2 separate regions of the Homo sapiens genome follow, and region 2 is linked to region 1. A link is a loop called in an ENCODE intact Hi-C map of the cell type or tissue named here. Cell type or tissue: dorsolateral prefrontal cortex. All regions are shown on one strand. Each heading gives the region's core, and the rest is flanking DNA. Links, peaks and the distances in the headings are about the cores only. Region 1 has its middle 190 kb from the start of SLC24A2. Region 2 has its middle 250 kb from the start of SLC24A2.

Region 1 (5,383 bases), core at 243-5,242:
ATGGAATAACCAATCTCAGCCAAGTGGAAACAGGATCACCATGGTTGGTTTAGGCCAAAAGAACACAAAATGGTCTGATTTAAAGGTCTGTGATATTTAGGCTCCAGGTCTAAGAGCCTAGCTTAGCTTTTTTGGGCTCCCTTACTTCCTGTTCCATATAAATAATTTCATTTTAACACTCCCTAGACATACTGACTATATATTCTGATGTCCCCTCTTAAATATAATTATTTCCCCAAAGAAACTATGGCAATCTCAAAAAAATCCTCCAGTGTGCCTGAACTCTGCTACATGAATTCTTCCATGTTCATCCCTATACTTCTTGTCCATCTCGTGCAACATGGAATTGAAGGGAAATAATGAGATTTGGAATCAGATGGACCTGTGTCTGAGTTGTGGCTACATTGCCTCTTAGTTTGGTTAAGTTGTGGAACTTCTTTGCACTTCTATTTCCTCATCTGCAAAAGGAAGACAAAAATATTCAACTTACAGGGTTTAGTACAAGGATAGAAAGTGCCAGGCGTATAGTAGGCATCCAAAACAGATGATTCATTTATGTTTATCTTTATTATTATGACACATATCCATTTCTGTGATTGCTTTATCTCTAAATCTGGTTCCAACTTTTCATTTGACTCATTTGGGTTGGAGACTTTTTTTTTTCCATGTTCTGCTTTTGTTTTGTTTTGTGGCTTATCCTGGCTTTAACCCTGTATAGGTGGCCCTCCATATCTGTGGGCCTGCATCCTCAGATTCAACCAACTTCAGATTGAAAATATTTAGAAAAAAAAATAACAATATGACCATAAACATACGTTTTTGTTTGTTTGTTTGTTTTTTTGAGACAGTATCTTGTTCTATCACCCAAATTGGAATGCACTGGTGTGAACATGACCTCCTGGGCTCAAGCGATCCTCCCAAGCAGCTGGAACCACAGGCCCGTGGCACCACACCCAGCTAATTTTTAAATTTTTAACTTTTTGCGGTAACAGAGTCTTGCCATGTTGCCCAGGCTGGTCTTGAACTTTTGGCCTCAAGCCATCTTCCTGCCTCAGCCTCCCAAAGTCCTGGGATTACAGGCATGAGCCACTAAGCCCAGTGCAAGTTAAAAAAAAATACAGTAAAACAATTATTGTTATAGCTTTCATATTGTATTAGGTATTGATATGGTTTGTCTCTGTATCCCCACCCAAATCTCATCTTGAATTGTAATCCCCATGTGTTGGAGGAGGGGCCTGGTGGGAGGTGACTGAATCATGGGGGCAGACATGCCCCTTGCTATTCTTATGATAGTGAATGAGTTCTCATGAGATCTGGTTGTTAGAAATTTTCTGAGTGTAGCACTTCCTGCTTCACTCTCTCTCTTCTGCTCCACTATGGTAGGACATGCTTACTTCCCCTCCACCTTCTACTGTGACTGTAAATTTCCTGAGGCCTCCCAGTCATGTTTCCTGTCAAGACTGCAGAACTATGAGTCAACCAAACCTCTTTTCTTCATAAATTACCTAGACTTAGGTAGTTCTTTATAGCAGTGTGAAAACAGACTAATAATTATAAGTAATCTAGAAATGACTTAACGTATAGAGAAGGATATATGTACATTATATGCAAATAGTCCACCATTTGGTATAAGAAATTTGAGTGTCCACAGATTTTGGTATCTGCAGGGGTCCTGGAACAAATTCCCTGTGGATATCAAGGGACAACTGTACTCTTTCAGGACATGCTCATTGGTTCCAGTATTCTGCTATTTGTCTGTTGATTTCAATACAACTCTGAATGAAAGATGCTCAGATCCCTGAGCCCTAGTCTGGAAGATACAGCAACAATAAATGTTTGTGAAAATGAAAAAAGAAAATAAACATAGTGAACATATTTTAAAAAGTGCAATAAAGATCAGCAAAGTCCAACTACAGTCACAACAAAGGCTGGCCATGTCAGGAAAAAATATATGCAATATGTATTTTTTACACATAAAATAAGTTTTTGTGACATCTTTGAACGTAGATTCAAACAAAACATTTCTATATTTGTGTGTGTGTGTGTGTGTGTGTGTGTGTGTGTGTATGAGAGACAGAGAAAGAGAGAATTATAAATTGCATCAGGCAAAATGGAAATTGGTGATTCTGGATAAAGGGTACATGTTAGCTCCTTGTACTGCTTTAGCTGCTATGTTGTATGTTTGAAATTACATAAAAATAAAAAGCGCTTAAAATGCACAGACATTTCAATGAAATACTCACAACTGAAGTGCGTATTGAATATATTAGAGTGGGTGGCTTGGGATGGTGGGAGTTGAGATAGAGATAAAGGAGAAAAATAATGAAATAAAACCAGAGTGGGGTCTTGAGATAGCTGATTGATGATGGTCGTGGAGCATGAGCTAGAGAGAATGATGGCCTTTTCTCTCTGCAGCAAGGTCAGAAGGGGATGATGAAGAGATAGGTACAAGTTCCTTGTATAGAGAATAGTCTGGACACTCTTCTGAAATATTAACTTGGGCGTGACTTGCTGAATCTTTCCCTTTCCCATGTGTGTCAGGCAAGTAGCTGGACTCTTGATATTTCCTGCTTCAGGGATTTTCATAGGGCAGAAAGCAGGAACAATTTGAAGGCAATTGTATCTCCTGTCTTTTGTAAAAGCCTAAACCAAATGATCTTCAGCTGAGGGGTGCATTTGAAGGTATTTAGAAAGAAGAGGGAGAGACTTCACCTAGAATAAAAAGGTCAGAGAAGGAAGGAGAAATCTAGGGCAGGTGGGCTCTGGACACAGAGCTCCCAGCCCCACAGAATAGTCGTATGCCCTAATTGGACCAGAAAAGACCATGTTCCTGGGATAATGGGTATCTTAAAGATAGTCAGGGTGGACAGATAAGTGATGGCTAGGATTTTCTCCCTGATGTTCTGTGGCTGGGTAAGACACTTTCAGAGCCCTGAGGGGTGTCTTGGTAACTTACATTTCCTGCCGGGATAAATAGATGGGTGTTCAGACTTAGATTTAATTTGATTGCAGAGAACAAGAGATTTTCTATACTCTTGAATTTGTCAACTAAAAGTCCAACGTGCCTCAAACATGTGGTTCTATTTACAAAATAGCCATTTACAAAGCTGGTTTACAACCATATAACTGTTTGTAATACTCTGTATAATATTATGTTATCACCTGCATCATATGATCATTCAATACCATCTTTAGCAAAAGGACAGAGGGGCCACTTTTATCAGTTCCTCAAGAAGAGAGCCTTGGAAATGATAAATTCTTATGAACTATTGTTCAAAAATAACCCCTGGTTATCTTTAGCCTGCTCCAAATGCCCTTCCCTCGCCCCTCTTTTTTTTTTAAAGAATGTGTCACTCCAGTAGATAGAGGAAATGTGAACCTAGTATAACTTCTACAGTCTTTAGAAAGCCCAGGGTAGGGGACAGGCAACAGAACAGGTAAAGGAATGGTGTTCAAGCAACTGACCAATGTCATGTTTCCTAAGAAAAATTCAAGGAAAGAAAAGGGTATTTTTTTTTTCTTCAGAGTATTTAACAATTTTAGAAATATCAATTGACTCCCAACTTTCTTTACACAAACAAAAACTGAAGGAGGCAGATATCCATATCTAATTCTTAGGGGTAAGGCAGTGAAGAAAAAAGAAATTAATTCTATAAATTGGCAGAATTGAGGTGATTGAAGAGAAAACTTATATTCTTGCTAAATGAGCAGCTGGGTGGGAGGACAAGAAAGGAACAAAGCTAGAAAGGGTAGATGGAGGCAGAAAGGGGCAGATAAAGAGCTCTACTGAACAAAAAAGGCACATTTCTCTGCATGTTTAGGAAAAATGCCTATATCCTGGTGGAAGAAGACTTAAAGAAAAATCTGGTTTATAAAGTGTCAACAAAGGTTCAGACATGCTCGATGTGCTTGTGTTGGCATGTGTGTGCTCCGTCTTTTTTAAGTGGTAAATTAGATCTTTGTCTACAGGTAGGTGTGTGAAGAGCAGAGGAATAAAATAACGAGCCCAGTGAATGCAAGTAATGAAGACATCTCTTTCTGGCAGCTTTTCAGCATTTTGAGCTTGAACCTGACATGACAGCCTGTCCTGGCTTACCTGGGATTGCTTAGAATAGTGCTTCTTAAACTTTCATGTGCATATACATCACTTGGAGTGATTAAAAATGCAGGTTCTGGTTCAGTGTGTCTGAGGTGGTGCCTGAGTTTCTTCATTTCCACTAATTTCCAGGTGATGCCAATGCCACTCCTCCTCAGACCACATTTTGAATAGCAAGGGAATGGAACACATCATCACAGGTTCATATATATATTCAGAGATGCAAAGTATGTACATACACACATGGATTTGGATACGCTTATGGGTGCACAAAGTCATTTGTTCATTTGTTTAGACAAATTTTGAGTGTATTGTTTTAGGGCAGGTACTGTACACATATAGACATACACGCTTTTTAGGAGTGATCTTTGCAAATGGATTTTAAAAGCACAAACGATTTCTTTGCTTCCCCAAGGCATTCCATCATTCTCTAGCATCGATCTCTACAAATGGCCTTGCTCTCTTACTCTTAGTTACTAGCTGACTTTAGGATGGGCAGCTGCTGTCCGACATTATTTATGTACGGGAGATGATCCCAATATCCTAAGGTAATCCTCTCCATTGCCTGAAATTCTTAAAATTGCCATAAGACATAGAGATGAAAACATGGGTATTGGAATCAGGAGGCCTGGGTTTAAATCTTGACTTTGTCACTCACAACGCAACTTTAACCTCCATGAGCTCCAGTTTCTGCATTTGCAATATGGTGATAATAAAGTTTCCCTCATGGGAATGGCTACTCACCAAATTCAACAAATATCTATTGTAGGTTGATTGCCTGCAAAGGACACAGAAATAGAGTTGATTCAATTTCTCAACTGAAGGAACTCACTGCCTAGCAGAGAAAGCAAAGACAGAAGACGCATGTAAAGGAAATAGCACGAAGAAATGGCTAACTTACTTTTTGGTGGGACTAAAGGCTTCCTGGAGGAAGTGAGAGCTAAGTTGGGCTTTGAAGGATGGGAAGAGTTACATGGTGGAAAAGGAGAGAATCAAGTGATACTTTTCAAATTTAATCTGCATCTAAATCACTGAAATTGCAGATTCTGACTCAGCACCTGAGGTGGGGCATGTGATTCTGCATTTCTAACAAGCTCCAGTTAACGCTGATAGTGTTGGTCTCTGGATCCACACTTGAAGAAGCAAGCAGGGCATTTTAGGTTAAAGAAATACCAGCACAAAGGTGACAGTGAAAAGCCACATGGTAGGTTTGAAGGACAGCAGCAGCTCAAAATGGTTGCACCATCAAGTGCAGGGAAGGAAGTGACACTGGAAAGCTGGTAGAGT
Region 2 (5,383 bases), core at 82-5,081, 64 kb after region 1:
GGAAAATATAGACAGAAGGGGGAAAGGAGGCGGCATGGTGTGGTGGAAAGACGCTGAGCCAGACGGGCTGGCCCTGAGTTTTAGCCCTGGTGTGTCTCTTCTGTGACCTTGACAAAATCTCAAACTTCTTTGTGCCTCAAATGACCCAAAGGGACTACCTGTGTTCTGCTATGTCTAGAGCCACCCTGGGCCTGTCCTGGTGTACTGCAGGGGAGTGGGGCAGATGAAGACGACCTGGAAGCTGGAATTGGGGATGCCAACTGGGATGCGGCAGCTGGCAGCAAGGCTGAGGGAAAGGTTGGGAGGGAAACCCAGTCCAGGGCAGGAGGAAATTTCTGGAAGGTGCAAGAACAATGGTGGACATTAGGGAGCAGAAGCTGTGATAACAATGTTATTCCCATGGGTGACCCAACTATATTGGGAAGAATTTAGGAGCAGGTGAGACAAGCAGGAGGGCAGGAGGTTGGCATTGTGGAAATAGGCAGCAAGTCCCCAGTTCCTGGGCTTAGGTTTCGGGACATGTTTCCACTCCCCAGGGGTGGCTCACTGTCAGGGCAACTTGGAGCCCACTGCTGGAAACTTGGAGGTACTGGGCACAGGGGAAGAAAATGGGGATTCAGTTGTAAGAATTGGAGAATGAGGTAGGAACCAAGTCACAGAAACAAGGATAAAAAGTCTCTCCCATATCAGGAAAGAGGCAGAGCTGGAACTGTAGGGAAGAGATAGCAAGGACCAAGGATACCAGATATGAGGATGCTGAGAAAGTTCTCTGTAGCTTTAATATTCCTTCATTTATTCATCCATTCACTCAGCTTAGGCAGAGGTCAAATGATGGGTTCTAAATATGTGCTAAGTTGTATGGTCAAGTCTCATCTTTTCCGTTTCCCAGCTCTGTGTCATTGGGTGAGTAACTAAACACTAACTTTTGATTATAAAATAAGGTTGAAATTATTTCATAAATTGATTGTTGTGAAGTATGTAAACATGTACATGGCACAGTTCCAAGAACAAGGTATGTGCTCAACAAATGGAAGCTATCATCATTCATTCATTCAACATGTAACCAACACTTACCATCTTGAATCTAAGTCAAGAGCGATGGAACGATTTTTTGTTGTTGTTAGTGTTTAAAGATTTTGGTGCTATTAAAAATCTTGGTGCTATGTTTTGTTGTAATAAATAGAACAAAAATAGGTATATGGGAGAAGTTTGAGAGACATTTTGCTCTAAGGAATGTGAAAAGCAGCCAGAGAAACTCATGCTAATGCTAATATGGTTCAGAATGATTCCAGCTTTAGGGTGGGAAGGAGGGCTGGTTAAGATGGAATAATGAATCAAATGGTGGTTATGCTGTTGCTAGGACTTCTGAGCTTACAGCAAGATACCAGAGGGTCTTGCTGGCTCTATCCCAATGTGCGTCACCCATTTCTTTTCAACCCCCACCAAATGACCGAGGCAAAAATGCCTTCAAGGGCAGGAATCTGAGTTCCCATTGGCTCTACTTTTCCAAGATCCACTTCTAGACTTATTCTTTGTGGCTACATAGAAATACATGAATTAAGTTCTGAGGTTCTAAGTGGTTGCAGAACTAGCTGGGATTGCCCACAGTCATTCATCAGTGAAGATGCATCATGGCTATTTACAATTATTTTTCCTTCTGGAAAGCTAACCCAGGGAAGGGAAAGGACAGCACAGCCCCAGAGCCTACACAAGCTGCTTTCCACATGTATTTTGTAGTTTTAATCCTCACAACAAGCCTAAGAGTTGAGCCGTTTGTCTACCTGTGGCAGACAAGGGTTAGAAGCTTAATAATTTTCTATGGGTCACACAACCTATATGAAGGGGAGACAGGACCTGTGCACAGATCTGTTTAATTCCTAACGTAATGCTTTTATTCTCTCCTAAAAAGGGCAGCTCTGCTAATTACAGGCTCTGAATTTTTTTTAGGACATCGACTTTCTTTTAAAGAAGCAATGTCTAAAAATAAAGCAGGTTAACCTGTGTGCTTGCATATGAGAATGAGGAGAGAGAAAGAGAGAGAGTGCGTGTGTGTACGCGTGCGCGCGTGCGCACGTGTGCGCGCAGAAGCATGCATGAGAAAAAGAAAGAGAGATAGGGAGGTATTTCTTCTTTCATATACAAAGCAGCAGCCCCTCCTCTGTCTTTTTCATTCCAGTGTAATCTATGCACATGCAAAATAATTACTTCTTCCTGTAGGAAGTGTCAGTCCTCCAAGCAAAGAAGAAAAGGCTACAGCATATGTTACCGACACATGTTTTTGCTAGTCTTGTCTCTGTTCCGCCTGCTGTGGCAATCAGCTTTTGCAAATACTGTCACTTACCAAATACAAAAAGCATGTGCATGCCCAGCCAATGGCCTGGGATAAACACAGCCAGGCTTTCTGACTTGGAACATCCACCCAGGACAGGGGTTTTGTTTCCAAAGAACAAAACCAGCCTTGTATCATCAAAATCAGTGGTGGGGAGGGAGAGAGGGCAGTTACGATAGAGGAAAGACATGGACCCAACCCAACAAACTGCTTCAGGGTCTGCCTCATACATATGAAGGAAAATTGATAGTATTTGATAGGAGGTCTGCTCAATTCAGCCAAAGGAAAGATGGGCAGGGCTCAAAAACACTGCTGGAGAAGTTGGTATCTGGCCAAATGGCTAAGTAGCCAGTCGGGGGTCTAAGAAGCACATGCACAGAAGGGCTTTGAGCTCTGCCTCTTGGCAGGATGCCCACCCATCAAGTTCTTCCAGAGTGGGGAGTTGGCAATGCGCACTCCTAATCCCAGAAGCACTTGACAGGTAGGCTTGCTGCCGAGAGCCCCCCTTTCTGTCCCCTCAGGTGCCAGACTCTGCACTGTGGCCGCAGCAGCTACAAGCGCTACCATGAGACAAAGGAGAAGAGTCTGGCACCTGTGGTGGGGAGCCTGTCATCTTGTGGTGGGACATTTGCCTGGTACTTCCTGGCCTGGCAAATGTGCCACTGAGGGGAGCACTGTCCCTGGTGGGCAGACTGTGGCAGGAATTGGCTGGGGTCAAGAGGGCACAGCTCTGGAGATCTCCAACCTGCCATGAGTCCAGCACTTTCCAGAAGGCAGCCTCTAAGTATATTTAAATAATAAGCAGGAAGAAATGGTGGACATTTGTGGTGTCTAGGGAAAGGAAAAGAACAACTTCACTTAAAGATACAGTCACAAGAGAGAAATCTGAACTGAGTGTACACCCCTGAGGAACTCTGGAATATCTGAGAAAGCATCAAGGATTTCATTTGCATAAGGACATCTGAGCCTTCTGGAAGAAATGTTATAGAGGACTTTTAGAGCTGACAGCTTGATTCTGCAATCCTAGATCTAAGATTTCTGAAGTAAGAATGAAAACCAAAGTTATCTAACCCTAGGGGACTGAGTCATGGGAGAAAGCACCCACCAAGGTAGGGGTGAGAGGACATGGCCTTCCTTCTGGGTCCTAGGCCTTATTGCTAAGGGACATGTTCATTTATCCTTCCAATATTCTCCTTTTCAGTAGCAGAGAATGCAGGCATACCTCCTTTTATTGTGCTTTGCTTTATTGCACTTTGCAGGTAGTGTGTTTTTTACAAATTGAAGGTTTGTGGCAACAATATCTATGTGCCATTTTTCCAACAGCATGTGCTCACTTCATGTCTCTGTGTCATGTTTTGATAATGCTTGCAATATTTCAAACTTTTTCATTATTATTTTATCTGTTGTGGTGGTCTGTGACCAGTAATCTTTGATGTCACTATTTTAATTGCTTTGAGGCACCACAAGCCATGCCCATGTAAGATGGAAAACTTAATTGATAAATGTTATGTGTATTTTAATGGCTCCAATGACTGGCTTTTCCCCATTTCTCTCCTTCTCCTTGGGTCTCCCTATTTCCTAGACACGATATGGAAATTGGACCAATTAATAACCCTACAATGGCCTGTAGGTGTTCAGGTGAAAGAAAGAGTCACACACCTTTCACTTTAATTCAAAAGCCACAAATGATTAAGCTTAGTGAGGAAGGCATGTCGAAAGCTGAGACACGCCAAAAGCTAGGGCTCTTGCACCAGTTAGCAAAGGTATAAATGTAAAGGAAATGTTCTTGAAGGAAATTAAAAGTGCTACTCCAGTGAGCAAAAGAACGAAAAGAAAGTGAAACAAACTTATTACCTATATGGAGATATACAGAGTGATGAATGTTGTTTTCTTGCCTGCTAACACAACACCCATTCTGCAGCCCATGTGTCAAGCAGTAATTTTGACTTTCAAGTCTCATTATTTAGAAAGTACATTTTGTAAGGTGATAGCTGCCATAGATAGTGATTCTCTCTGATGGATCTGGACAAAGTATATTGAAAAGCTTCTGGAAAGGATTCACTATTCTGGATGCCATTAAGGGCATTTGTGATTCATACCAGGAGATCAAAACATCAACATTAATGGGAGTTTGGAAGAAGCTGATTCCAGCCCTCATAGATGACCTTGAGAGGTTTAAGACTTCAGTGAGAAAGTCACTGCAGATGTGGTGGGAATAGTAAGAGAACTTGAATTAGAAGTGAAACCTGAAGATGGCACCGAATGGCCACAATCTCATGACAAAACTTGAACAGATAAGGAATTGCTTCTTATGGAGGAGGAAAGAAAGTAGTTTATTGAGATGCAATATGCTTCTGATGAAGTTGCTGTGTTGAAATGATGAAGAGGATTTAGAATAAACTTAGTTGATAAAGCAGTGGCAGGGTTTTGAGAGGACTGACCGATTTTGAAAGAATTTCTACTGTGGGTAAAATGCTATCAAACAGTATCACATGCTACAGAAAAAAATCTTTCATAAAAGGAAAAATCAATCAATGCAGCAAATTTCATTGTTGTCTCATTTTAAGAAATTGCCAGAGCCATCCCAACCATCAGCAACCACTACCCTGGTCAGCAGCCATCAACGTCAAGACAAGACCCTCTACCAGCAAAAGATTATAACTCACTGAAGGCTTAGATGATCACTAGCACTTTTTTTTTTAGCAGTAAAGTATTTTTTATTGTGTATATTTTGAAACACAATGCAAACTTTTTATACATAATGGTATTCCACACTTAATAGACTATAGTGTAAACGTAACTTTTACATGCACGACGAAACCAAAAAATGTTGGTGACTTGCTTTATTGTGATGGTCTGGAACCTGAACCTGAAATATCTCTGAGGTATTCCTGTATATGCTAAGCCTTAAAGCCTAAAGGTCTGCAATCACAAAAGACAGAACCTACCATTTCTGCTCTGAAAAGAGCAGTATTTGTGAGCACAGGATCCCCGAACCACCATGAACGCATGGGGAGGGCAGGGAGGATGTTTAGTTTCACTTAACATTGGGAG

The links. Hi-C counts contacts between places; a loop is a spot of excess contacts. Peaks named below come from ENCODE experiments on the same cell type or tissue, not always from the same donor. Only the 100,000 strongest peaks of a DNase experiment are listed, where the experiment ranks them.
Region 2: a loop joins it to region 1, with 2.7 times the contacts of the local background. A loop is called at or near these places in 2 of 110 quality-filtered maps.

Annotation. Positions count from the first base shown.
Region 1 is chr9:19,975,083-19,980,465 of GRCh38, forward strand. It overlaps a transcript of SLC24A2 not described here. Among named protein-coding and RNA genes, the nearest start is that of SLC24A2, 190 kb to the left of the region's middle. In dorsolateral prefrontal cortex, for the core only: no CTCF peak of the experiment used is centred there; no DNase peak of the experiment used is centred there; H3K27me3 peaks cover 1,304 bases.
Region 2 is chr9:20,039,097-20,044,479 of GRCh38, forward strand. It overlaps a transcript of SLC24A2 not described here. Among named protein-coding and RNA genes, the nearest start is that of SLC24A2, 250 kb to the left of the region's middle. In dorsolateral prefrontal cortex, for the core only: no CTCF peak of the experiment used is centred there; DNase peaks (open chromatin) are centred at 2,375 and 2,825; H3K4me3 peaks cover 1,316 bases; H3K27ac peaks cover 796 bases.